7 separate regions of the Mus musculus genome follow, and regions 2, 3, 4, 5, 6 and 7 are each linked to region 1. The links are chromatin loops, found by intact Hi-C in ENCODE. Cell type or tissue: heart. All regions are shown on one strand.

What was found. A loop is a pair of places that touch in the nucleus more often than their neighbours do. Peaks named below come from ENCODE experiments on the same cell type or tissue, not always from the same donor. Only the 100,000 strongest peaks of a DNase experiment are listed, where the experiment ranks them.
Region 2: it touches region 1 in a loop (4-fold over the local background); 7 of 42 quality-filtered maps call a loop at or near these places.
Region 3: a loop joins it to region 1, with 3 times the contacts of the local background. A loop is called at or near these places in 8 of 42 quality-filtered maps.
Region 4: it touches region 1 in a loop (2.8-fold over the local background); 10 of 42 quality-filtered maps call a loop at or near these places.
Region 5: a loop joins it to region 1, with 2.9 times the contacts of the local background. A loop is called at or near these places in 11 of 42 quality-filtered maps.
Region 6: it touches region 1 in a loop (5-fold over the local background); 11 of 42 quality-filtered maps call a loop at or near these places.
Region 7: it touches region 1 in a loop (2.4-fold over the local background); 8 of 42 quality-filtered maps call a loop at or near these places.

The regions. Positions count from the first base shown.
Region 1 is chr3:121,538,228-121,542,227 of GRCm38, forward strand. No RefSeq gene overlaps it. Among named protein-coding and RNA genes, the nearest start is that of Gm40135, 5.0 kb to the right of the region's middle. In heart, a CTCF peak has its summit at 1,964 (motif pointing right); no DNase peak of the experiment used is centred here; H3K4me3 peaks cover 793 bases; H3K27ac peaks cover 1,859 bases.
Region 2 is chr3:121,634,873-121,638,872 of GRCm38, forward strand. A730020M07Rik (RIKEN cDNA A730020M07 gene) reads right to left here. Exons shown (of 3, transcript NR_036458.1): 3 at 2,254-2,822. Among named protein-coding and RNA genes, the nearest start is that of A730020M07Rik, 9.6 kb to the right of the region's middle. In heart, a CTCF peak has its summit at 1,585; DNase peaks (open chromatin) are centred at 849 and 1,659; H3K27ac peaks cover 271 bases.
Region 3 is chr3:121,304,706-121,308,705 of GRCm38, forward strand. All of the region lies in intron 2 of Alg14 (asparagine-linked glycosylation 14), which reads left to right. Among named protein-coding and RNA genes, the nearest start is that of Alg14, 15 kb to the left of the region's middle. In heart, a CTCF peak has its summit at 2,171 (motif pointing right); a DNase peak (open chromatin) is centred at 3,056.
Region 4 is chr3:121,882,680-121,886,679 of GRCm38, forward strand. No RefSeq gene overlaps it. Among named protein-coding and RNA genes, the nearest start is that of Gm34050, 19 kb to the right of the region's middle. In heart, no CTCF peak of the experiment used is centred here; DNase peaks (open chromatin) are centred at 2,402 and 3,332; H3K27ac peaks cover 1,317 bases.
Region 5 is chr3:121,872,718-121,876,717 of GRCm38, forward strand. No RefSeq gene overlaps it. Among named protein-coding and RNA genes, the nearest start is that of Gm33987, 24 kb to the left of the region's middle. In heart, no CTCF peak of the experiment used is centred here; no DNase peak of the experiment used is centred here.
Region 6 is chr3:122,119,941-122,123,940 of GRCm38, forward strand. It overlaps Abca4 (ATP-binding cassette, sub-family A (ABC1), member 4), which reads left to right. Exons shown (of 50, transcript NM_007378.1): 18 at 90-179; 19 at 1,691-1,865; 20 at 3,619-3,750. All of the region lies in intron 2 of Gm40138 (a long non-coding RNA gene), which reads right to left. Among named protein-coding and RNA genes, the nearest start is that of Gm40138, 4.5 kb to the right of the region's middle. In heart, a CTCF peak has its summit at 2,294 (motif pointing left); DNase peaks (open chromatin) are centred at 461 and 2,371; H3K4me3 peaks cover 738 bases; H3K27ac peaks cover 3,913 bases.
Region 7 is chr3:122,128,930-122,132,929 of GRCm38, forward strand. Abca4 (ATP-binding cassette, sub-family A (ABC1), member 4) reads left to right here. Exons shown (of 50, transcript NM_007378.1): 24 at 387-471; 25 at 3,595-3,800. It also overlaps a transcript of Gm40138 not described here. Among named protein-coding and RNA genes, the nearest start is that of Gm40138, 4.5 kb to the left of the region's middle. In heart, no CTCF peak of the experiment used is centred here; DNase peaks (open chromatin) are centred at 2,012 and 2,862; H3K4me3 peaks cover 791 bases; H3K27ac peaks cover 3,456 bases.

The sequences.
Region 1 (4,000 bases):
AGCAGTCCCAAGGAGAAGAGTTTCTTGGAAACTTAGTCTCCTGGAACTGTGGCATCCCATAGCACATATGCTCCAATTTTGTCCTGGTGAATGGATCTGTGTGCTTCCTTTCAGTATTGTTTCGTTATAGGTGCCTCCAAGCAATGACTTGCCAAATACCTAAGCAAAATGGAACTTTGCTTCTTGGCCTTCACCAATACCCTAGGTAGTCCTTGAGCTGACTCTGGTCTTGGTAAGAAAGTTGCCTATTCAGTGACATTCAGAATTGCCTCTAGTATTGTAAGAGAGATAGTGAAAGAAATCAGGCCTTACTATATACTACATAGAGTTAGAAATCTCAGGGCAAGCTTAGCAACGTAAATTTAGAATTTTTTTTTAAAGATTTATTTCTTTATTATATGTAAGGACACTGTAGTTGTCTTCAGACACACCAGAAGAGGGCGTCAGATCTCGTTATGGATGGTTACTGTGGTTGCTGGGATTTGAACTCGGGACCTTTGGAAGAGTAGTCAGTGCTCTTAACCGCTGAGCCACCTCACCAGCCCCAAGTTTAGAATTCTTATTATAGTTATGTATGGCAGACTACATTACTTATTAGTAGAAAGTCCCCACACACAATCACTTAGAATAAAAGCCAAGTCACTCCCATATACAGGAATTTACAATGGTTTAGGAATTAGATCAAGCTGTGGTTTTAAAGTATTGCATTATTCATGAGAAGGTTAGCTAGAACGGAACTCCCTAATTAGAGCCATGACTTGGGCATGAAAGCCCTTGCCCTGGGAGTGTAAAGACCTCACACCTGGCTTCCTAGAATATAGCTGACCTTAGATAGAGCTGACCTTGTCTCAGTTGTTTTATTGCCCAGTTCCTGCCAGTCTTTGTGTTTGCATTCCTGTTTTGTGTGATAGTCATTAAGCATCCAGTAATCTCATTGTACCTTGCCGATGTGTCACCGAACTTCCCTATTTTCTACTGTATAAAAAGTTTGATGCTCAATTTGACATTACATTCAGATCCAACACACTCTCTCGTGTCATGTCTGTTTGTCACCCCATTCTCGCCGACTCTATGTCCACCTGCCGGAACCCCTGACTCCCCACGAATTGAGGGGGGCCGATTGAGCCCGGTCCGTGGAAGGTCTTTAAACTAATTGGTTTACAGCACCTGGTTAAACCATAAGGAGGGAGCGTACATCAAAACCGGAGCACCTTGACCTAGGAAAGACTTAGGTTTTCTTAGCCCACTCTGTTGTTATCAGCTAGCAGCAGCTACTATGTCTATTTTGTTACTTCCAGGGACATTTTGTGATTTTTCTCAGACCTCAAGGGCAGGGGCCATGCCCTTGCCTAAGGGCAAGTTAACTTAGAACGGAGTCTACAGTGCAAATGGACTTTCTTCATAAAAGCCTGTTGCTATACATTTAAAAAAGATCAAGATATTGAAGTATCCGCTAAATATAAACGGCACAGAATCAGAAGAGTTTTTCTGCCTTAGTATTGTGTACAAAGATGTTAGAATAAGAGCTCATCCACCTTCAGCCTTTTCCGGGTGAGTGAGTTCTAATTTTTACTGCTTTCATCTGTTTGCTTTCAGCTCATCTTGGCTATTGTAATGGCCCTTGTCAGAGGCTTTGGTGGGCGCCTCTGAACTGATGTCAGACCGTGGACTGCAAGTCTAGACAGGGAAGAGTAGGAAGCACTAGAGTGCAGGTCATGACCCCACAGATAAAACACTAGATTGGCAGCAGCTGGCCCAGCCAGTCTCCCTGAGGCCGGCTGGGCAGGGGTGGGGGTAGGGGGAGTGGGGGATGGGGGTGATGTGATTGAGAACGGGTCAGGAGCTCCTGGAATCCTGAGCCCAGACACCTGATTTCACTCCCTCAAGTCCCACCCTGCTCTGTGGACTTTCACCCAGTTCTTTCTCCAAATACTTACAATTTAATCCAGAAGATGGAGCCAGAAGACTTCAAGCAGAGCTCATGGGCCTCAGACTCTAAGTAATTATTTACAAGACAAAGTGAGCGGCTGGTGAACTCTACCCAATCGGTTGATTAATGAGAGCTGAGCCACGATTTCTCTTCTACACTAGATATACAAGGCATCTTGTGTTCTGTTTGATTGTCTTGTTTTTGTTTTTCCTCTGGGACAACGGGATCTAAAGAGAAACCCAGGAGGAAGCGCAAAGGACAGAGAGAGAGAGAGAGAGAGAGAGAGAGAGAGAGAGAGAGAGAGAGAGAGAGAAAACAGAGGTAATCACAGAAGTCATGGGGAGAGAGGCCCCGCTGAGCCCTGAAAGATGAGCCTGCTTTAAGATACAGTTAATCAGCTCCAAACTGAATCTCATGGAGCATTTTGTAGGGTGGAAGCCTTGGAAAACAGCATCTTAAACTGTCTCTTACGTGTGTGTTTAGGCAAAACCTCATTGTCTTCTTTCTCATTTTAGTGCTGGGGTCTGAACCCACGGCTTTATGCACCCTAATCATTTGTTCTGCTGCTGGGCTCAACTTGTTGTATAAATAATCAAACTTGAAAGGGAATATTATGTTAGCAAATGTATTAGAGCGATAGTGAGGACAAGATACAGTCCTGGGGAGCAAATTCAGAGGCCTCATGATACTGTACATCGGGCTGGAGAGATGACTCAGCAGTTAAGAGCACTGATTGCTCTTCTGAAGGTCCTGACTTCAAATCCCAGCAACCACATGGTGGCTCACTCTGTAATGAGATCTGACGCCCTCTTCTAGGGTGTCTGAAGACAGCTACAGTGTACTTCCATCTAATAAATAAATAAATCTTTAAATAGAAAAGATACTGTACATCACACAGGCAAGAGTTCAGATTGTGGGGCTGGAGAGGTGGCTCAACGGTTAAGAGCACTGATTGCTCTTCTGAAGGTCCTGAGTTCAAATCCCAGAAACCACGTGGTGGCTCACAACCACCCGTAATGTGATATGATGCCCTCTTCTGGTGCGTCTGAAGTCAGCTACAGTGTACTTGTGTATAATAATAAAATCTTTGGGCTTGGAGCGAGCAGGGCTGACCGGAGTAAAATTTAATTTCCAAAAACCACATGAAGGCTCACAACCATCTGTACAGTTACAGTGTACACACATACATAATTTAAATAAATAAATCTTAAAAGAGCACTGACTGCTCTTCCAGGGGTCCCGAGTTCAATTCCCAGCAACTACATGGTGGCTCACAACCATCTGAAATGGGATCTGATGCCCCCTTCAGGTGTGTCTGAAGACGGCTACAATGTACTCATATACATTAAATAAATGAACCTTTAAGAGAGAGAGAGAGAGAGTATGGAGTTGTTGAGGAGGCAGGAGTAGATCTAGGAGGGAAATGCCAAGATACATTGTATGAAATTCTCAAAAAACTAATACAAATATTATTTTTAAAAGCTACATTAATTTGGGATGCCAGCTTCACTGGAGATAAGTAATTAGAAAAATGGAATCTGATGTACTTATCTGATGTACTAAATGGACTCATCAGGTTGTATTACACACACACACACATGTCACAATAATAATTAAAGAAGACATCGCTGGGCAGTAGTGGCACACACCTTTAATTCCAGCATTCAGGAGGCAGAGGGAAGTGGATCTCTATGAATTTGAAGATATCCTGGTCTACAGAGTGAGTTCCAGGACAGCCAAGACTGCTCAGAGAAACCTTGTCTTGAAAAACCGAAGGGAAAAAAAAAGCCAGGGGGGAGAGAAAGAGAACAGAAGACATCATGAACTTGATAAGGCATTGGGTGTATACAACACATGAGGGATTAGAACGAGAGATGGTGGAGTGGAAATGGTTTAAATATACTACTCATGTATGATAACCTATAAATAAATAAATCCCACAATCATGTCATGATTTTGGATACAGTTTCTTTTCTTTCCCTTTTTATTTTATATATGAAAACACTGAAGTCATTTTCTATGCATAAAACCTCTGGGTTGGGGAGAAGGCTGGGAAGCTTGCTCAGTTAG
Region 2 (4,000 bases), 97 kb after region 1:
TGCTATGGCAGCATTGTCCTGGTTTCATTTTGGTTGCTGTAATAAAATACTGACCAAAAGCAATTTTGTAGAAAGGAAGAGTTTATTTGGCTTATATACTTCCAGGTCATAGTCCACCATTGAGGGAAGTCAAGACAGGAACTCAAGCAGAAACCTAAATCAGAAACCACGGAGAAATGCTATGATTGGCTTGCTTGCAGGCTTGTGGTTAGCAAGCTTAGTCCAGGGCTACCTTCTTGGGTTTGGTGTTGACCACAGGAGACTGAGCCCTGTTAAATAAGTTACCAATCAATGACATTCCTCACAGACAAGCTCACAGGCCAATCTGATCTGGAAAGTCCCTCAACTGAGACCCTAGGCAGTGTCAAGTTGACATTTAAAACTAGGATAAAGCATGAACCGAGACAGAAATCATGATGTGTATATTCGACTGTGAAGATGGTGATCTAAATAGCTCATCTAATAGCTGCTTGAAGCAACCTAAGTCATTTGACTGAATTGTCTTCCATTGATTTCTTCCAGCAATGAGTACCTGCCTAACACGTATGCCAAGTCTGAAGAAGACTCAGCATAGTGCTTCATTCAATCTGCCCAATAGTGGCCATGACTAGGAAATGGGGAGTTAGGGAACAAAGCCTCCCAGAGAGGGAGGGAGGCGAGTGATTTTCAATCAAGCAGGGCTGGCTGCTACCCACTTCTACAGTTATTTGTTCAACTGGTTCTTGTGTTTATGCTGAAAATCATGGCCAGCAACTGACTCTCAAGCCTTCGGGGGCTCTCAGCATGTCCCCCTGGGGTGAGGCTGGGAGTGGCTGAGTGTTTGTTTTCCTCTGCCAGGTGGTTTGGCAGCCGTGTCCTTGTAGAACACAGTGTGTTCCTGTGAGAGTGTGTGAGTGAGTCACTGTGGGTCAGCTACGACGTGAGCTCTGGAAGGCGCCTTTGTGAACACTGGAACAGCCTCCCTGCTTCTCAGATGGGGAGAGAAGAGTAAGAGGACTTGGGTATCACACTGACCACCGTAGTCAGCAGATGCAGGGATGCTATTGTGCACCAATTCCGAACCTCTGCCCACGATTCTCTGAAGCTTAGAGAGACATCCCGGGATCTCTGGATGACAATTATCAAGAACAAAAGTGATCACTGAACGCTAACAAGGCAATTATAACATCTAAGACTACTGAATGAGAATGGATCTTTGGTGATCATGTAGCCCAAAGTCCGGTGATGGTAATGGAATTGTCTGAGGCATAAGCTAAAACAAGCAAATGAATGCTAAAGACTGAGGAACTGTTATGGAGAAATACATGCTATCTAAGCTATTGACCATAGTAACCAAGCTGGCTTGGTTAATTTTATTTCACATGTCTCTACCTCCTGTACCCGATACGTGATAGCTTCTAGATATGATGTCTTTAAAAAGGTTGTGAAACTTATCATTGGATTAACACGACATTTGTTCCATGAGGAGATTAAAGGTCTCAAGAAGATTGCTGGTGTAGTGAGGGTTTTGAAGTTGGCCTTGGGAAGGGGACTGGATTCTGAGGGTGATTTATGGGAGTGAGGAAGAGTGTGTTCTCACCAAGAGGGGGCAGACATGTTACAGATGAAGAAGCGAGTGAGCGATCTTGGGTTTGGAGAGTCTTGGCACATCCAGCTGGCCACAACAGTGTAGAGCTGAAGTAAGGGTATGAATGGACGGGCTTGCTGCCAAAGACCCAGAACTCTCTGTCCCTTCATTCTTTAGGTGTCAAAGACATGCTCTGTTTTGAGGAGGGAAAGATACACATGAACCGTTCTCAGCTACTAGACAGTCCCGATTCTCAAAGATTTCCCCTGCATCCTCCAAACACACTGTTCTAGTTAGGACAAAACTGACTTTCTTGAGAAATACTTTCTGCTCTTGAAAGCATAGTCCTGATGACCCAGGCTCAGCTGGCTCAGGAAGCTCAGGGAGGCGAGCGCATTAGACACGCTGGAAGAATATGTTTGCTGAACAGTCTTCATTCTCCAGAAGGGTTCAGACACAGGTCACATTCAGGGCTGGGGTTTGAGCCAGTGCTGATGGGTATCAGTACCTGCTTGCCCCAAGACCTTAAGCTGTATTTGTTCTTGTGCCTACAGGGGAAGCAAGCACAACTGCTCTCTGGGTACTTCCTCCTAGCCCGTCTACTTTCGCTAAGCCTTTCGGATTTCATTAAAGTTTTAAGAGCAGCGTTAGAACTTTATGGTTATCTGCTGATTTGGTCCAGCCAATAAGTTTCTAATTTCTTTTGCATTTATTTAATTAGTGTTGGGGAGCAGGTATGTGCATACCATAGAGTCTGTCTAAAAGTCAGAGGACAATTTAAGGGAGTTGGTTCTTTCTTCTCACCATGTGGATTCCAGGGATTGAACTCAGGTCCAGGCTTGGTGGCAAGTGTTTGTAGCCATTGAGCCATACTGCTGGCTCCAATAACTGTTTTTATTGGTAGGTGGGGTCATCTAATTTGTGGCTAGTCACAATTACTCTTGACCTGGTCTTGGTAGTTAGATTAAAGGTCAGGCACTCTGCACCAATAAATACTTACCTAAGACTTATGCTTTGATGCTGGAGGAAAGAATACTTTGTTCTGGAGTTGTCACATTGTGGTTCCCATGACAATGGTGCTGTGGTTCCCACCTCTCTGAGTCTTGCTTCTTTTACTTGTTCTTAGGTGATGCTCTGTTTGGCTCAAATATCTTCCTGCCCGTGAATCTCCTTTTCAGGGTGGTGTCCCCGAAAACCCAGCAGAAGGGTGGGGGAGGTCCTTGATGCTTGACTTGTCAGAAAATTTCCCTTTCATCTATAGTATAATTAAGACAGAAATAGGTAAGGATTCAGGAAGCATTCAGAAGCCATTTAACATGTTTACTAAAGGGAATTTCAAACCAATAGTCTCTTTTCTGCTATCAAGAATATTTTAGGATAAGCTCAAAGCAGTTTTGCCTATAGTCGTGGAGTGGCCTCTCCAGGACGTTTCTACCTCCATTTTTATCAAGAATGATCTGCATATCCAAGGGTTGCTCTAATGGGAAGATTTCAGAGAAGTTTGCGGTTTGTGTTGGTCCAGATTCACTTCCTTTTTGCTGAGTGGGTAATGATGACAGATGCCTCTGAACCAGCAGGTAAGGAGTGCCCAGTAATGGCCAGTCTGCTAAGTCCAGTCACTTTCACTGCCTAGTCATCAACAAGATTGTTGTTCTTAAAGTCTACGGCCAGCAAAACGACAGCAGCCACTCCTAAAGTCAAGACAACTTGATCTATCTCTGGGGCAGGCAAAGGTGTGTGGCCCCAGGGCCAGGGATGCCTCACTCTCACCCACACATAGAGATAGCATCTTTCTATACTCTACTGGCCAAGCCATGTGCCTGGGGGTCACTGTGACCGCTTGGAAGACTGTATAAATTTCTCCAGTCTTCACAAAGGTGCCCACAGAAGGTTCAACCTGCCAAGAGAACCTGCCCTCCCTCTCCCACATAATCCTTTTCTTCTTTAAAAAACAAAGGAGCTTGGGGCCCAGCTTGGAGCCCAGCATGGGCTTGCCAGGAACAGGGGCATACCTGTCATCTGCAGGTGTGTTCATGGTTCACGGAGCATGGAAGCTTAATGTATTTTCACATTGGCTAGGAATGTGTTTACCTGTTATTCTAGCTCATAGCCAGACAAGAAAGATTAGTGCCGGGCATGTTGAGTTTACTGAAAAGCTCAGAAACCAAAGGAGGCTAAATGGTGTGCTTCCTTTCCTCTGTTATATGCCTGTGTCAAATGAAGATTTTGGGCACCATCTTGAAAAGTTCCCTGTGATAACTTCACCTTCTTGTTAATAATAGGCACTTGTTAATAAAAACAGGGGGGTTAGCCAAAAGTCATGCTTCAATCCTGTTTTCATGGCCAGGGCCTCTTGGCCCATAGCAAAGGGACAGAAAAACCTAGGTAAGGTGCAGGATCAGGCCACTTATGACAAGTTGCAGCCCCTGCAGT
Region 3 (4,000 bases), 230 kb before region 1:
AGCTAGAACTTCAAGTACTATATTGAGTAGATAGGGAGAGAGTGGGCAGCCTTGTCTAGTCCTGATTGTAGTGAGATTGCTTCAGGTTTCTCTCCATTGAGTTTGATGTTGGCTACAGGTTTGCTGTATATTACTTTTACTAGGTTTAGGTATGGGCCTTGAATTCCTGATCTTTCCAAGACTTTTAACATGAAGGGATGCTGAATTTTGTCAGATGCTTTTCCAGCATCTAATGAAATGATCATGTAGTGTTTTCTTTGAGTTTGTTTATATTGTAGATTACGTTGATGGATTTCCATATATTGAACCATCCCTGCATCTCTGGGATGAAGCCTACTTGATCATGGTGAATGATCGTTTTGATGTGTTCTTAGATTCGGTTGGCAAGAATCTTATTGAGTATTTTTGCATGAATGTTCATAAGGGAAATTGGTCTGAAGTTCTCTTTCTTTGTTTGGTCTTTGTGTGATTTAGGTATAAGCATAATTGTGGCTTATAGTACAAATTGGGTAGTGTTCCTTCTGTTTCTATTTTGTGGAATAATTTGAAGAGTATTGGTATTAGGTCTTCTTTGAATTCTGATAGAATTCTGCACTAAACCCCTCTGGTCCTGGGATTTTTTTGGTTGGGAAACTTAATGATTGCTTCTATTTCTTTAGGAGGTTATGGGACTGTTTAGATGGTTTATCGGAACCTGTTTTAACTTTGGCACCTGGTATCTGTCTAGAAAATTGTCCATTTCTTCCAGATTTTCTAATTTTGCTCAGTATAAGCAATTAGTAGGATGTGATGATTTTTTTTTTTAATTTCTAGGAAGGGACTTTTAATACAAGGAAATAGCATGGGCACAGCATTGAGATCTTACCATGACATATTAAATATGATACAAATAAAGGTACAGGCATATTCTTGATGTTTAAAACTGGTATTTTTACACACACCCACATTTAACATTAAAACAATCAAAATCATTTTGATTTTTTGTTTTTGTTTGTTTGTTTTTTGTTGTTTTGTTGTTTATGGGGTTTTTTTTTTTGGTTTTGGTTTTGGTTTTGGTTTTTCAAGACAGGGTTTCTCTGTATAGCCCTGGCTGTCCTGGAACTCACTTTGTAGACCAGGCTGGCCTTGAACTCAGAAATCTGCCTTCCTCTGCCTCCTGAGTGCTGGAATTAAAGGCGTGTGCCACCACGCCCGGCTTTTTTGTTTTTAACAGGGTCTCTTATGTAACTATGGCTGTCCTAGAATTCCCTATGTAGACCAGGCTGACCTGAACTTACAGAGATCCACCTGCCTCTGCCTCCTGAGTGTGAGTGGCAAAACTCTTGTCTTTTAGAACACTTTATTCAGCTATAAGTATTTGCCCCACTTGACAGGAATGGTCTGTTAACAGAATCAACCCAAGACCACTCCTTCTATCATGAACCCCACTCAGCTGCAGCGAGAAGATAGTCATACAAGACACAATGTAACTGTAAGTTCATCAGAAGATGAACAGCGCTGTGAAGGTTACATGGGCAGGAGCAGTGGAATGAATGCAGCTGCTCACTGGGCCTGGGGAAGAGGACACTGAGAAGAAGGCTGTTTCAGCACAAGGCACATACATCACAAAGCCACGGAGGGGAGCAATGCTATGTTATGGTCCAGTGGCAGAATTCAGAGTGGAAGGACAGAGGCTGATGGAAGGCAGGCAGAGCAACATATGACATCGAATGCAGTTCCTGTCTCACTGAGGGTCTTGGGGGTCACTGGATGAACGTGCTTAGTTGTGTGGTAGGGTCTGACGCCCGAGTTACAGCTTCTCCTTGTACTGCAAAGCGCAAACAACGCCAAGAATCTGGGGACTCCTGCAGCCTCCCAGCTGGCTTGCACTAGTCAGGGTATAAGGAGGGCAAACAGTTGGACTGTTTTTTAGATTTGTTGTTGTTGTTGTTGTTGTTATTGTTGTTGTTGTTGTTGTTCTTTGTAGCCTTGGCTGTCCTGGAACTCACTCTGTAGGCCATGCTGGGCTCAAACTCACAGAACCACCTGCCTCTGTCTCCCGAGTGCTGGAATCAAAGCCGTGCACCACCATCTGCCTAGCAGATTTAATGTATCTGAAAATTACAACCTGCATATCTGTGTATGTACCATGTGCATGCCTGGTGCCCCTGGTGGTCAGAAGAGGTCACTGGATCCACTGGAACTGAAGTTACCAATGTCTGCGAACTATCATGTAGGGGCTGGCCATTGAACCCAAGTTCTCTGCAAGAGCAACGACGAGCACTCTTACCCACCGAGGCTTCTCTCCGGTACCTTTATCACTTTGACAAAAGTAGAGTTAGCAGACTTTCCAGGAAGATCTGATAGGAATTCGAGGAGAAAAGGGGTGACTTAGGAGCTTAATGTAGGCAATTATAAGAATACTATCGTTGGCCTGGTCAGCTGACGGCTCCGTGGCTAAGAGTACTCGCTGCTCCTGCAGAAGACCCAGCTAGTTTCCAGTAACCACATGGTGTCTTAACAACCATCTATAACTCCCAGTTCCAGAGGATGGGACCTCGTCCCCTCTTATGATCCCCATGAGATTGACACCAGTCATGAACATGGCTCACATTCACAGATACAGGTAAAACGTTGATACACAGAAAACAAAATACGTAAGTCTTAAAAGTCGGGGGACGGGAGGGAAACGAACATGTGTGTGTGTGTGTGTGTGTGAAGAGTACTGTTGCTTTGCCATCACGCTCTGGGAAGTCTGTCTACGTGCCTCTAAGTGTCTTGTATCACCCAGACTTGTCCAGCCGCCTCCACCGTGGCTGGAAGAGTTGGTGTTCTGCGGGTGCTTCTTGCACTCAGGCAAAGCTTTCCTAAGCCCTACACATTTGCTTGCTCTCTCCTTCTTACTCCCCTGGCCGCCCTTGACCACTTCAATCCCTTGTTCTCTTCCATTCAACACACTTTCCTCCCTTAAAGACTTGAAGAATGTTCTTGGGAGGTCCCTCCAGTGGGTTGATGAAGAATTTCTATTGTACTCTCCCTCTGCAGACAAGATGGCTGTGTTTGCTGCCATTCCTCCATCCTGCCACCAGGTGGCAGCATACTACAGGCCATTGAGCTGTTGACCAGAAATGGCCAGAAACTATCAGTGCTACAGACTGATCTGGTCAGGGTTAGACAGGAGAGTCTTCTACTCCCTTTTTTTGGAGGTCAAAATCATACATCTCTGTTAGATATTATTGTCATTTCTTCTTTTTTAGATTGCCTTTTCTTGAGTTAGAACACATTACATAACTCAAGAGTCAACCTTCCACCTGCAGGAAGTTTGTATTCCAGATGTTCTCCACAGGGCTGGGAACATACGTAGTTCAGGGTTAGGATGCGTCTGTAGGATGCACAACTGCTCGCATTTGGTCCCCAGCATGACAGAAAAAGGACTTTTTCCACTCAAACCCCTTGCTGCAGTTCTGTTATATTTATTTCAGTTTACTTCAGACGTGCTTCTTTGTCTAAGCAAGGAAGTAGCGCGAATCTGTGCCTTCCCACAATAAAATGTTTCTTGCGTGTGTTTGGTGGATATGCATACGGGGGGTGGAGGGGTGTTGTGTGCAAGTGTGTGAGTGTACCAGACTAGTAGCCAGCAATCCTGTCTCTATCTACCCCACCCCCCAATGCCATTGGGGTACAGAAATCACAACCAGTTTGTTACACAGGTGCACAGCACTCTGAACCATCTCTCTATCCCTATACTATTTCTCGAAAACTATAAAGTAGCTGCTAATTGAGCAGTTTTGTTTTCCGAATTTTTGCTGAGTTTTGTGCACAATATAAAGCAAGCAGGTGCCTCCCCTGCTCGGTGCATCTGGAAAGGAAGGCATCAGAGTGGGAAGCTGGAGTCGACTGGCAATGGGCTTGAGGGATGGCTCTGTCAGTAACTGGCTGCGCTGTAGCGGGAGGACCTGAGTTTGGGTCCTCGGCATCCACATAGCAAACTGGACAGTGCCGCACGTGCCTGTAATCTGTG
Region 4 (4,000 bases), 340 kb after region 1:
GGCTGTGTGTGACAATGCTGAGGTGAAGGCTGTGTGTGACAATGCTGATGTGGCTGTGTGTGATGATGCTGAGGTGGCTGTGTGTGATGGTGCTGAGGTGAAGGCTGTGTGTGATGGTGCTGAGGTGGAGGCTGTGTTTGATGGTGCTGAGGTGGAGGCTGTGTGTGATGGTGCTGAGGTGGAGGCTGTGTGTGATGGTGCTGAGGTGGAGGCTGTGTGTGATGATGCTGAGGTGGAGGCTGTGTGTGATGGTGCTGAGGTGGAGGCTGTGTGTGATGATGCTGAGGTGGAGGCTGTGTGTGATGATGCTGAGGTGAAGGCTGTGTGTGACAATGCTGAGGTGAAGGCTGTGTGTGACAATGCTGAGGTGGCTGTGTGTGATGATGCTGAGGTGGCTGTGTGTGATGGTGATGAGGTGGAGGCTGTGTGTGATGGTGCTGAGGTGGAGGCTGTGTGTGATGGTGCTGAGGTGAAGGCTGTGTGTGATGATGCTGAGGTGGAGGCTGTGTGTGATGGTGCTGAGGTGGAGGCTGTATGTGATGGTGCTGAGGTGGAGGCTGTGTGTGATGGTGCTGAGGTAGAGGCTGTGTGTGATGGTGCTGAGGTGAAGGCTGTGTGTGATGATGCTGAGGTGGAGGCTGTGTGTGATGGTGCTGAGGTAGAGGCTGTGTGTGATGATGCTGAGGTGGAGGCTATGCAAGGATTGTAAGGGCTGGGGAGAGAAAGGACTCTCAACTGCACAGGGTTTTTGTCGCCATTTCATTGCCTGGCAAACTCTTATTCATCTTTCAATTAATTAACCCAGATTAATTGTAACCTTTACTTCAAACTCTCCTCCCACCTAGTTCCTCTTTCAGACTCCCTTATACACTCACTAACCCTCTCATTCTATCACTTGCTGTACAGAACACATTATAATTTCTCTGGTCTTACTACTGGACTACATAAGGAGGGTCTGGGGGAGGGGTCAACTTTCTATCCCTGGCATTTAAAACTGTGCCTGGGATATATATTAGATGACTGGGAAACATGCAATAAATGAACTATTATTGGTAATGACAAAGGGGGAATTGAGTAGAAGGGACAGCCAAGGGAGATAAAATATGAACCACACAGGTTGTATTGTTATAACAGGATTCCACATCAGCCCTGGTGAGGGTACTGTTGAAGGCTTTTAGAAGATGATGGATCTCAAAAGAAAAGGTAGAAATACTGAGGTAACACCAAACACTGAGAAGAAACTTAGAGAAGAGCAGGAGACATTTTTAGATGGGGCTGAAAGGCATAAGAAGAAGTGTCTTAATTTCCTGGGGACACTCATATTTCTTGGTGCAACCATAAAAGCCAGGGACACTCAGGATAGATTTTTGTACAGGAATCAGAGTGGTTGTGAGCGGCATGCTCCTAGCTGGAGAGGTGTGTCAGCAGGTGGGTTTGTGGCACTTTCTAGGCAGTGATCCTGTAACTTTGTAAAGACAGCTTTTCATGTTTGGACACACACACACACACACACCCCATTTTAGAACAATAAGGAAAGTGAAAGCTATATAAATTCTAACATTACTTTAACTTGCTCTTTATCCAACTGTTTCACGGTGTGTACCCTTTCTCAGGCTTCCCCATTGTCCTCTGCCTTGCATCCATCTAGCAATGGGGGAGGGGGCATTTGTTTGTTTGTTTGTTTATTCATGTTACATTCCGATTCCAGCCCCCTTCCTTCCTCTCCTCCTAGTCCCACCCTCCCTCCCACTTCTCCCATTCCCCTTCTAGAAAAAGGGAGCCCCACTCCCTGTACCAACCCACCCTGGCACATTAAGTCACTTTAGGACTAAACACATCTTCCACTGAGGTCAGAGATGGCAGCCGAGTTAGGGGAAAGAGATCCAAAGGCAGGTGACAGAGTCCAAGTCAGAGACAGACCCCTGCCCCAATTATTAGAGGACCCACTTGCTCTTTGGTTGGGGGTTCAGTCTCTGTGGACTGGGGAGGGGAGGGGGCATTTTTTGAGTGTTACGGAGGCATACTGTTAATTACTGGTTAGTGCACATGAGAGTCCCCAGAAACAAGAACCATCAGGCCTCGCATGTCAATAGTGTCAGGGTTGAGAAATCCTGCCAAGGTGGCACACGCCTTTAATCCCAGCACTTGGGAGGCAGAGGCAGGAGGGTTTCTGAGTTCGAGGCCAGCCTGGTCTACAGAGTGAGTTCCAGGACAGCCAGGGCTACACAGAGAAACCTTGTCTCGAAAATCCAAAATGAATGAATGAATGAATGAATCAATCAATCAAGGACACAGGGCAGGTGTTGGGCTGCCCTGGTTTAAGATTTTTGTGGGCGCTGCGTTTTTTCTCGCTGTTCTGCAATGTGCCAGAAGAGGGCGCTGGAAGATTTCTTTTAAGACTTTAACGAAACCACCGAGTTTGGTCTCGTGCGTTACACCAAAATATCCACAAGATGGCGCCAAAGGATTCCTTTTGAACACATAAGCGAGCCATTCCATCGCAGGTTTTTGTTATTGTTGTTTTGTTGTTGTTTTCCTTTTAAGGATACTAAAAACACTACAGCTACTCCATTTAGCATGAGCAGTTCATAAGGTCAACTGTAAACATTTCCGTTGAAACCTAGATCAAATCACTTTTTTCCTTTTCTACAACTAATCATAGGCATTAGAGAGAACAGTTTTCTGCTTTTATTAACTCAGTAAAGATGGACAGAAAGGGCCGGTAAGATGGTTCCGCAGGTTGAGCCAGCAGCCCTGTAAGCCCGACAACCCTGCATTTGATCTAGACACAAAAGAGAAGGAGAGAATCAACTCACACAGTTACCCTCTGACAACCAACAGTGTCCTGTGACACAAACGTGCCCTGCACCCCAGGATAAACATATGTATTTTTTTTTTAACGATTGAACAAAGATATGATGACAGTACACCAGTGGAGTATTAACAGCCCACCTTGTAGGGGGAAAAAATGGGATTCTTGGCATGTGCTTTAAAGAAACCTTGTGTTAAGGGGTGGTCATGAAGAAATCTGTCTTTCCTGGCTGTGGCTTCTTTTCCATTGCACCTGAGCAGTGGAGAGGTCAAACGGAAGTGAATGAAGCAGAGAAGCTTCCTTTAAGTCCTGGGCTGGCTACATTCAAAGGAAAGCTCACAGCAGGATCTTTACATACTAAATTACAAATAAGTGACTTAGATCAATCAGCAAACCTTTACGCCCATTGTTTCCCACCCTGAGGCTAATGCTGTGAGGTGGAGCCTCAGCAGCCTGCTGGCCTGCAGCGAACACTCACCCAAACCTCCTCCCAGAGAACACTCAGGCTGAGAGCCACTCAACGCACCAAGTGTGCAGAGCTGTGGGGATCATGAAGCCAGGTATGGTGGCTCATGACAGGCATTTGGGAAAAGAAACTTAGAGTTCAGGCCTAGCCTGGGCAGTATGGGGAAACCTCCTCTTAGACACTACTACACTACACACACACACACACACACACACACACACACACACACACACACACACGGCCGGGGGTTGGGGAGAACAACAGAGGAGAAAGGAATTCATAGTCTTTCAAGTGTTCCACTACAAATCCATTCAAATAGTAAGAATTCCTCGGAATTTCTTTTCAACCCGCACTTGGTCACATTTGTTGGTACGCATTTATCTATCCATCTATTAATAGCTATCTCTCTATGTATCTTGGCTCACTCTGTAGCCAAGGATGACCTTGGACGTCTCACTCCCCTGCTTCCTTCCACCTCTTGAGAGTCCCCGATCATAAGGCATGGTGACCAGTTTCCACCAAGCTGGGGCCCAGATGCAGAGCTTCATGCCCAGTAGGCGAGCACTCTCCCAACCGATCAACACCTGCCAGCCTTCACATCTGCATTTACGGAAAGAATAAATTTAAGGGTGACTTTGAAGTTTGAAAGAGCCCGGTTTCATCTCTTCCAAATTTGCTAGGAAATCTAGGGGGAAGGGGAAGAGAAAAGAAAGCAAGCGGAG
Region 5 (4,000 bases), 330 kb after region 1:
AATTATAGCTAAATGCAGATGATTTTTTAAAATGCACTTCCTCTGTGCAGTCCCTGTGATAAAGGGCCTCTCTTAGGCTAAGGTATTTTTAAAACTTTTGCATAATCCCCTTGGGGAGTTTCCCTGTTTCTGTACCAGTTTGTCTTGGTCATTGACAGTCGCTTTCCATTCCCAGAATGTCCACAGACTACCCACAAATGTTTCCCCAGGTTGTTTGAAGTTTTATTCCATGACACACACCCTTTCAGCAACACAGTCTTTCCCCCTCTCCAACTAGTCATGTCTCAGTAAGTCTTTTAACCCAGCTAAATGGAACCAGCATCTTTGAATATATACAGAGCACAGACAGACAGACGGACAGACATGCATGCATGCGCACATACATACACACATACGAGAGAAACATGTGCATGCCATAACCACAGCTGTCTCCCTTCAACAGTATGTCACAGACTCATATTTTTTTGACCCCTTCCCTCTTTAATAGCTAGATGCCATGCTTATGTTTGTAAATGACAGATTTCCAGGCCGAAGAAAAACATGTCTTCATTTCAAAAGAGGCAATAACCTTCATGAGTATGAGGCCAGTTTGGACTTTATAGCAAGATTCCATTGGAAGTTGTGGGGAGAAGAGGAAGGAAGAATGGAAGGAGGAGGGAGAGGAAGAGTGAGAGGAGGAGGGAGAGGAGGAGAAGTAAAACAGGGGAGGGGGAGGGGGAAGAGAAATTCACGTTGTATGCCATTCTTTCTAACATTCCTTTAATGGTGCACTTCCAAGGTCCAAACATCTCCCATCCTGTCTTATGCCTGCTGTACATCTGCAACTCAAAATCTGAAAGTTCAGGGTAGGAAGTAAAAATGTATCAGTCCTTTTGGATCCCCTTCATCCTTCCTTTCCCAAAGGCACAAAACCAGTGCTTCCTCCCCAATTCTCCATTAGAGTAAGGAGATGTTGTAGTTCTAAGCCTGATTGGGTGAAACCCACTATGCAGAGTATGGTTAAACAAGTGTCTATTTAGAACACACTTCTCATTCTGAGGCCTGAGGTGACAAGGTTTGAAAGCAGGAGGTTAAGGGAAAAAAAAAGAATATTCTTGATCAATGGAGCACGAAGACTGACCTGCAGTAGGTCAGAGAGCTCCAAGGAAGCTGGGCATCTGCCCACCCTGACTACCTCCATTGAACCTGCAGTGCTGATCGCTCCATCAGGCAGTTCAGAGACATAAGGCAATAGGAACACTATTCCTACAAGTAGGCTCCCTCTTTAATGTTCAATATTCTAGTATTTAAGATTAAAAAAAAACAATTTAGGGAGAGACGGATCCTTGTGGACAGGCAAGAAGATTAATCCATAGTACAGAAGTTATAAGAAGGTTAGAAGAAACTCCTAAGATCTAAGGACAGGGACAATATTAATTATAAGGGTAAGGCTGGAGAGATGGCTCAGCAGTTAAGAACATTGGCTGTTCTTCCAGAGGACCAGAGTTCAATTCCCAGCACTCATATGAAAGCCAACAACCATCTGTAATTCCAGTTCAGAAAAACTGATGCCCTCATCTGGCCTCTGTGGGCATCAAGCACATACCTATTGTACAGATACAACTAAATAATAATAATAATAATAATAATAATAATAATAATAATAATAATATCTCTATGAGGTTTTACCATGAAATAAAGTCCTCAGTGCACTTCTGGAAAAGTCACGGCATTTTGAAGCAAAACCATTATGTGTGATAAATAAACTGTGGTTTTCACCACATTGTCATTTCCACTTCCCAGTAGAGGTGCCTCTAAGAGGAAGGGACGATGCCTAGAATTCTAGCACATAGCAGCAATGACACTATCTGAGGTCCACAGAAGAATGAGAGGCCAAGGAAGACACAATTAATATTGAAAAACAGCTCCTGAAAGACCACTCAGGAACACAAGACAAAATCTTTCCATATCCTGAAAGAGAACTATGACCTCTGGGGAGGAGCTGGTATTTGAACCACAAATGGATCACAGCCAGACACCTCACTCCACCCCAAGCAGGATGGAAGAGGCAATTGCCATATGTGTGTCAAAGATCAAGGCCACATTTTCCAGAGTGTGGTCTTGAGTCAGCACATAGAGGGCACACTGCCAAATCTCTATTACATAAAGCTCACTAAGCTGGGGAAATGTCCCCACAACTGATTAACAAAAGGATACAACTCCAATATGGAAGCAATACTTGTAAGCCAGTAAATAATAATGATAAATGATAACGAAAAAAAAGATAGTTTACCTCCAAGTAGAATATACTAAAGAGGGTCTATGTATAAAGGGGTTGGTTGAACATGTGTGATTTAAGGAAAATGAAAGGTATAATTCAATTATCTGGGGATATGTGTATCTCAGATTACAACTTCTAGCCCTAAAACAACAATTAGAGAAGAGGCTGCAGGGACTCTGATCGGGTTTGGTCAGGAGAGCAATAGACGTCATTCTAAAGAAAACCTGTCATAGGCAGTCAGTTACACAGGGAGTAACTTGGGGCAACAAATACTTTGAACTTTCCTTCCCTCTCTAATCTCTGCCAAACTTTCCCCTGGTTGAACCCTAGTTGGAGCCAAAGGACATGAATGCCAGGTTGTTGAAGCACACAGAGATCACACTGGCAGGGCGAGAGTTAGGTGGAGAAAGGAGTGCCTATGAAATACAATCAGAATGTATGCCAACGCCAGGGAAAAGAACCTGAATGTGTGAATCACAGAGGAGTGGATGCCAATAGGTCTGATGGCCACCAGGACTGACTCCATTTCTTGAGTTCATTAAAGCTGAAATTCTAAATTGAGTCCTGGATTTAAGGACCTGCCTGGGTAAAGGAGACTTGAGTCTACCTGTTCCATTACATGATTATCTGGAGATCTGGGTCAAGTCTTGCTCCCATTGTTACCAAACTTTAGGTCACAGTGTGAATGAACCCCAAGAAGCCAAGTTTGATCACCTGTCCTTGAACAACCAATTAAAACAACCGAGTTAATAGATAAAAGAAGAAAAAGAACTATTCAATGTGGTCACATTGGGGAGAAGGACAAAGAGATGCAATGACCACCTTCCCCTAAAGTCCTGAAGTGAGGTTGGAATTTAATAGAGGGCTGAACTATGCACATCTAAGCAGTCCAAGTAAATGTGTGATCCCGTGCACCACTGACCCACCAATGTCTGGGCTTCAGTCTCACCCCATAAGGTAGTCTAACAAGTTGTAAATCTCTTTCCTAGGAAACAAGTTGCCCCACTCTGGCAGGGATCTTTTTCTTCTCTCAGCATGAAGGTCCTAGGGAATTTCTACTTCTCAGGAGCCAGTGTTTAAATGGTCTGACAAGCAGATAGCAGGATCCAAGTCTCTAGAACATCTTCATTTCGGAAAAGGCTGGTCACATCATCATCTGTAAAATAGGATAATAATAATAATACTGCATTGTTTACCACACAATTGGTAGTTGGACTTGAAAAAGTGGAGCCTAAAAATAAGGCAGATTAAAGTCTCATGCAATAGCCAGCTTTATTTAGAGCATCAGACAATTTATACTCTGAGGAAGAGCCACATGAGTAAAGTATGCAGTCACAAGGACAAGCTGTACACGGTAAAACAAAACAAACAAAACAAAACAACAACAAAACACTGTGGCCTTCCTTACATATAAACAAACAACAATAGCTAACTGTAGTGAGTAGTCAGAGGTAAGCTCAGTCCCACCTGCTACACTTGGGAGGGCCATGAAAGCAGAGCCCAAGAACAATTCTGTAGTTTTTGAAGTTTTATCACAAACACTCAGACTTCTCTCATGACTCCGTTCTTGGACTGTGTTCTGACACAAGGATCCAATGAAAAAAGGTACAGGAAGCCCGATGGCCATGCTCAGCATGGAGTAAATAAGACATGTTGTCTGCCCTTTTTTTTTCCAAGTTGGGAAATAATGGAGATATATAATGCTGGACTGGAGCGATGGCTCAAAGGTTAAGAGCACTG
Region 6 (4,000 bases), 580 kb after region 1:
CTTGTGATGGGAAATGCATCTGTCCCCACTGCCCCTCCTCTTCTCTCCTGTCTCTCCTGAAGAGTAACGTTGGCGTCTGGTTGGTTCAGGTTGTTCGACCAGAGAAGAAAGGGCTCTGGAAAAGACTGAACCCTTAACAGAGGAGATGGAGGATCCAGAGCACCCAGAAGGAATGAATGGTAACCCCCCAAGACCCCCCACCCCCATCCCAAAAGACAGCAGAACGGAACGGAAAGCTTCAGTAGTGCCAGAGCCAAACCACAAGACGAGCAACATGAAGGAGGCCAGGAAGCTGACTCCCTTTCTTGACTGGTGTTAAATCTCATGTCCAGCTGCACACGAGGGGAATGAATGGTCCAACCCAGACATTAGTGCATATTTCCTGGAGAAAGCAGATCCCAGGTCTGTAGTGTGTTTGTGCCCTTGTTAGGCAAATCCCAAGGGAATCGCACAAATGTGCTGACTTCCGAGGATTTAGTCAGAACAATGACTTGGGTCACTGGGACTTGAAGCGGATATGAGCTACAAGGAAAGACAAAAATAAGTTCCGTAAGGGGAAAGAGCCTAGCAGAGCTGACTGCACTTCACTCAAGGTTTACAAACCCAGAGCCCATTCACTGCAAGCATCAAAAGCCTTTCCTGGTGGTGGAAGTTACCTAATCACGCCCGGGCTGATGGGCAGGGTACATAAGACTCCTTTCCCTGGCCTTTGCTGCTTTGTCCTCACTCTTGAACTAATTCTCCTAATGTTTCTCATCCCTGACTGTATGCATGGCTTGGGTTTAGAGAGGCACACAGACTCCGATTTAGCCTGATGTTGGCACGAGAGGGTCCAGCTTCTAGGCGCCCCTCAGGTACCACTTTGCAAAGCTGATGTTGGAGACCTGAATCCTCACAGAGCTGGTTTGCAGGCTAAAGTAACTCTAGAAGATCCTCCTCCCAGAGTGGTATGATAAGGTTCCATTTCAGCTTTAGTTGTGGCCAGGAGACACAGGCAGACAATGCAACGGGAGTTGGGGACAGAGCAAGGGACCATTAGTTAATTAGACTTAATACTCTGACAGTAATCTTGACTCTATAAGTGAACTTCGGAAAAGATGCTGTGGTGGGGGGTGGGGGGTCACGGGGAGGGGGAGAGTAGGTTGGTTGATACTGGAAAGGGCACGGAGCATGGGGAGGAAGGAGTTACGATGAGGAAGAGTAGGTTGTCCTGGCTTGAGGAGTCAGGGCTGGTGCCAGAAACCTATGAAGATCCGATAGACTGAGCCTTGAAGCAAAGACGGAACTCGGGGTTAACTCAATAATAGACAGGAGCTATTTCAGATGGGTATGGACCCTGGGCCCATACTTGCCACTTGTACACCATGTAGCCTTGATAGAACACTTGATGTCTCTCAGTCTTGGGCTTTCTAACCTATTGAAAAGAGCCTAGTTATATCTACCTATAGGACTATATGTGTGAAGTGAGGGATTTGTTGGGAAACATTGGAAACAGTGCCTAACTCACAGTAAGTGTGAAATCTATGGCCAGTGCAACTATGACTACTCCTGTTTTGATCTTCTTCACAAAGCTGCAGCCACATGGGCAGGTGAAGTTACAGCCAGAGCACAGGTCTGAAGGAAGCAGTGTGTTCATGAAGCACGGCGTCATTAACATGTGGTGTTTCTACAATGTGTTTTTCCCTCCAAGACTCCTTTTTTGAACGCGAGCTTCCAGGGCTGGTGCCTGGTGTGTGTGTGAAGAACCTGGTGAAGGTTTTTGAGCCCAGTGGCCGGCCAGCTGTGGACCGTCTGAACATCACTTTCTATGAGAACCAAATCACGGCGTTCCTGGGTCACAACGGAGCGGGAAAGACCACCACCTTGTGAGTTCTCTGCCAGAGAGGCTGTCTCCCATCCTATCATTCCCCGGCTTCATTCTCTCTCCCCAATAACTCCACTCTGTTCTTCCTTACTGAATTTCGGTGGAAACATATACACTCACACACACCTCCCACGGTGAGGATAAAAAGCCGTGGCTGCCCATGTCCCCGGGCTATTTTTATGTAGCACTCCGTTTCCTACCAATTAATAATTAGGATGCTTTAGTGCTGGTGTGGGACCTCTGATGGGATGGCTACCTTTCTGAGAAAGTGTAGGGAGAACAGTGAAGTAGACTCGCTGCCTGGCAGAAGGCCAAGGGCAGGAAGCTTTGAGGCTCTGGGTGGACTCCTCCATCCATCCTTTAGTTCTGGAAGGGGTGCGAGCGCCACCTGCTGAGAACAGGCAGTCAGGGCTCCGGTGCAGACCTCCGATGGGCCGATGGGCCGGTGGAGGAGGGGTAGGGGTCAACAAGCCATGTGACAGCAGCCATCAAATCCTTGGCTTGCAGAGCCCCGGGAAGGAACAGCAGTGTACACCCTGCTCCGGAATGTGCTCCCGGGCCTTTCAATGGGAATGGAATGCGGGGCTGGTGCCATTGGGCTTGGTACTGTTTCCCTCTAGTGGTTGATCAACATTTCAGCTTCGAAGTACAGGTTCAGATAGCATGCGATTTTATCAGAACTTGGGACAGAACTGGGCGTGGCATCCTAAGGCTATCTCCTTGCTAACTCACGTGGTGGGAGGACAGGAAACTCCATTCGAGACCCCAGGACCTCTAGAAGACAAACACATTACTTCACTCAGTGCAGAAACTAAACTTCCACTGGGGTCGGAACACAAGCGCTGTCCTAATGCTGGGAATAGCATAACATTTTAAGTTTCACTTTGTGCTGGGGCCTGTTTTTGTTTTGTTTTGTTTTTCAAGCATGTTCGATTCACTTAACTTAGACAACTACCCAAGCAGGTGGGAGACATGTTTTGTATAATTGAAGAAAGAAAAGAGAAATCACAACATTGTTCACATTTTTACATTTGGAATTCCCAAACGAATTTGTTTGTGTTAGCCAGTCAGCAGACAGGCTGCCCAGCTTCTCACTGGCATCAACTGAGCTTTGGAGAGTCACCAACCCTGCTTCTCCACTGTCAAGGGCTGCACGCCCAGGCAAAGCAGTGGGGCTGGGTCCTAAATCCCTTTAACTGACCACAACTGTGACTACGACAGTGGCCACAATGGCTGGCCACATCAATAGCCACGGAGCAACCACTATGACAGACCTTCACGGTGGACACTACCGCTGACCACAGAGTAAAACAACAGTGAACACTGTAGCTGACCACATCCGTGAATATCACTCTGACAGACAGTCATAATGGGCACCACAACTGACCACCACAGTGGCCATCCAGTGGGCACTACAACTGACCGCTGCAATGATGGCTGGGTGATGATGGGGTGGGGTGTCTGAGTCTGGGAATCCCCGAGGCTCTTGATACTGGCCCAGGAACACTTGGAAATAAAAAGTAGAGAAAGAAGGCCCTTGTGGTCTAGGCACTAGGACTTGAAGCAAGGCACTGGTGCTAAGTAAACCCTGTGTGGAAATGTTCTGGGCCCCTCAGCTACATCAGGTTTGAGTTTGATAGAGAGATAGGGCAGGTGTCACTACAAGCATCCTTCTGACCCTGTATGGGGTTACCCTCATCCCCTGGTGAGTTCTAACAACCATCTCTTCTGCCACTTAACCCTGTGTTCGGCAGGTCCATCCTGACAGGACTGTTGCCACCGACGTCAGGAACTGTGCTCATTGGGGGAAAAGACATTGAAACCAACCTGGATGTAGTACGGCAGAGCCTGGGCATGTGTCCACAACACAACATCCTGTTTCATCAGTAAGTGAGCTGGAGTTGAGATACTCCTGGGCAGGGGTGGGGCTCATTGGAAGAGCACTTGCCTGGCCCATCCATCACCCTGGGTTCTGCCCCCAGCACCACAGGAAAACAAAATATCTGTCAGAAACCCCTGTTGTATACTGGCTGGTTTCATGTCAACTTGACACAAGCTAGAGCCACTGGAGAAGAGGGAGCCTCACCTGAGAAAATGCCTCCGTAAGATCAGGCTACAGGCAAGCCTGTGGGGCAT
Region 7 (4,000 bases), 590 kb after region 1:
ATGCTGTTTATGCCTCTAATATAAATGGATAGCATGAGTTTTCCTGTCCTGGTGGATTTTCACAGCCTGGCGTCCAGAGGGCTTGGGAGGGGAACAGAATGTCTCTCTAGCTGCCACATGATTAATGACAAGGCAGAGGGATGCTTTGAGGTTCTGCCTCTCTCTCTCTGCCTGACTCACATTCCCTCTGGGATAAAAAGGCCAAGCAGCTCCGCCCTCAAAATGCTCAGATGAATTAACAGATTAAACAGCGAAGAAAAAAAATAATGCCGTCCGCAGCTGGTGATGAGAGACAGACCGAGCGGTGGTGACAGCAGCTGGCACCACGACGATGCTATCGTTGACATGATCTGCATCTTGTCAGTCCTTTCTGTCGTCTGTTGCAGGGGGTCTGCAGCTGTACATCAAAGGGTTTCTCTACCAGGTGTCCAACCCGAGTCGATGAGATAACAGAAGAACAAGTCCTGGATGGTAAGAGCTGGGCAGGTTGAACCTCGGTGCTGGTTCAGTGAGCATCTCCCGTGTTGGGTGCTCCCTGTCGGGATGCAGAGAGAACACGTGCTGTGCTTTGAAGCCCAGCATCCTGCAGATGCTCATCTTTTTCTCTGAGCCTGTTTCTCATTCCTAACGTGATTTTAAAGTACCTAAACGCCCTCTCTTTAATGAGGAATCCAACTTGTTTACTCCATGCCCTTGCTCGTGTTAAGCTTGGATTTTACACTCCTGCCCTGTAACAGTGTGGACACACCCCCTCCTCAAAGTGCCAAGGCACCCTCTGGCTCGCTCTCTCTTTTTTAGTGTTTTGTTTATTATTTTTTATTTTGTGTGTATGACTGTTTTCCTGCATCCTTCACTCCCGCAAGCTCAGATTCTCCATGTAAGAGACATGCAGGGATGGAGTGATGGCTCAACAGTCAGGAGCACTTATTGTGCTTATGGGAGCCCTGGGTTCAGTTCCTGGCACCCACAGTTCACAGCTACCTGTATCTGAAGTTTCAGATTTTCCAATGCCCTATTCTAGCTTCTGCAGGCACTGCACACAGACGACTCACTTTCACACATGCAGGCAAACCCTGGAATTTAAGGGTACACACTCTCTCAGAGGCCTCTCGCTGTCACCAGAGAGAGGCAGTATCTAAGCTCACCTGTCAGATCTGACCTCAGCGTCCCAAGAGCTAATGACCCTTTCTACTCTCAACCTCTGCCTACCTCCATGCCTCAGACACCTCTGCAAGGGGAATGAATGCCACAGGGCCTAAAACCCTATGCAAAAGAAAAATTAAACTTAGCTACCGACTCAGCTTTATGAACAGAGGAAAGCGTGTGCTTATCAAAAAAGTTTCCTATTTAACACATTTCCCCCTAAACCCTAAGTATTGATGTGCTATGCATAAGCCCTAGGGGGAGAACTGGGAACTGGGTGAGGGGAACTGGGAGGAAGTGCCTAGAACACAGCAGTAATCCCAGCAGAGGCAGAGGTAGGCAGATCTCTGTGAGTTCTAGGCCATCCCGGGTGATATAGCGGAAACCCTGTCTCAAATAACAACAAAGAACCAAGGGAAAGGCCGTTGGTTCTAGCACCAGTTTTTACTCTCCATTCTCTATGTAGTCAGCACTGAATGAAAAGCATTTCTTCAGTGTTGTGTCTCTGAGTCTCGTGTCTTGCTTATCTTGCTGTGAGTTATCTCCTGTGTTGCTGAAAATTTCTCCTTGGAATCTTGGTCAAGATATTGATGTTCTAAATGTTTAATTACTACAAAAAATAACTATCAAAATCAAGTTGGAATGTGTCTTTGGCTGGCATGATTTTTTTTTAATAGAAAGGGCATGCTGCCATGGTGAGAAGTACTGTAGATAGCTATGCCCCCAACTAGGGAGGGTTCCTTCATTGCCAGATACCTCCTCGGCTGGCCTTTCACTCACACACCCCCACATACTGCTCACACAGTCCTGAGTGACTCACTCGCAGACCTCCCTGCCAGATGGACACTTCTGAGAGGCTGACACATAACTAAGGCATGGTTCCTGGGAATCCAGTGACTGGGTCCCACTTCCTTCCTAAGAGAACAATGTGTGTGACCCCTACAAACTACTGGGGCAGAGCTATTTCCTCCAGTAAAGAACTCCCCGGCCCCAGTATGAGATCATCTAGGACTAAAGACAATCACACAGTTTGCAGGTGTGAAACACAAGCCTTCCATAGCTCAACAGGCTCTCAGTGGCGAGCTGTGAAATATTCCAACCAATCAAAAGACAGAGGACACTCCCCTGGGTGATGCTGACTCTTACAGAAAACTGACCTGAGTAGCAACACTCACTGGGATTAGCCTAACATGTATCTGTAATCCCAGCACTCAGGAAGCTACGCAAGAGGATTGTGAGTTCAAGGCCAGCTTCAGATAAATACTCCTGCTACCCACCCCACTCCGTGTGCCATCCTCAGCGTCTCCGGGGCTTCTCAGCCTCCTTCCGCAGTGGCTGGTTATTGAGTCTTGTTCTGTTTGGGAGGACAGGTATAGCCCAAGGGAAAATGGTGTGGCTCTCCAGGTAGTTAACACAGGCTTGGGCATGGTTTAGGAAGGAGACTTGCCTCCTTCTAGGCCTGGGTCTTAGGCCACACAAGGAAGAGAAAAATGACTTCGACTTAAGTCCTAAGCTTTCAGTGAGTGAGAAGCAACAGCAGTGACAAGCTCTCCTCCTGGGCTGATGGTCAGGAATGCAGTGACAGCTAAGTGCCACCACTGCTAGATTAACTGCACACACACACACACCCCACCCCCATCCACACAAACAGTCTTGGAGTGGGCACACTTGTTTTCCCCTTCCACGGATGAGGAACTGGGGGGAGGACTCACCCAGGGTAGTGTTCCTTCAGGCAATAGCACATCTGACTGAACAAGTGGCTGGCCCTCCCTCCCTCAGGTTGCAGCACCTGGAGTATGTTTGTCATAGAGTCAACAAAGCTAAAAATAGACTTGCCGAGTATCAAGTCTAAAAGAAATGACACTGAGAGCCAAGTGGGTGGTTCACACCTCTAATCCCAGCACTCAGGAGGGCCAGCCTGTACCAAACCAAGTTATGGGCTACGACAGGATGTAGGATAAAACTCTGTCTCAACAAGCAGGTAAACAGAAACACACCACACACAGACACACACAGACACACAGACACATACTCACACACACCCCCGACACACACACACAGTCACATACCATACATACACATACTCAAACACCACACATACTCACACAAACATACACTCACATACCATACATATAAATACACACACTCAAACACCACACACACACACACACACACAAATACTCACACACCACACACACACATGAGCGAGACAGAGAGAGAGAGAGAGGCTGAGACATAGAGAGACAGAGAGATATACATAGACACAGAGAAACAGAGGAGGAGACTTAGAGAAGGGGAGGCACGGGGGAGAGGCAGGGACGGTGGTAGCTATCTGCCCCTTTCTCTAACAGGGTGTAGAAGAGAATATGAGCCCTGGGAAATCTCACACTCTTCCAGGCTGAATAGAACAGGCCGAATGGACTTGACATCGGTCTTTTCGTCCTGTCCTAGGAGATGTGCAGGAGCTGATGGATTTGGTATACCACCATGTCCCAGAGGCAAAGCTGGTGGAATGCATTGGTCAAGAACTTATCTTCCTCCTTCCAAACAAGAATTTCAAGCAGAGAGCATATGCCAGCCTTTTCCGAGAGCTGGAGGAGACTCTGGCTGACCTGGGGCTCAGCAGCTTTGGAATTTCTGACACTCCCCTGGAAGAGGTAAGGCAGAGATTGCTGTTGGTCTCCGTTTAGCGCCAGAAGAGGCAGCTCACACGAAAGCCTACCACTAAAGCAAAACCCTACAGAAGTCAAAGCCATAATTCTCCATCCATAACTCTCTCTGGCTCCAGTTGGCTTCTTCCTACCTCGCTCTACATGCATACATATTTTCTGCAGCCGTGGTCCTCATGTGCATTTAT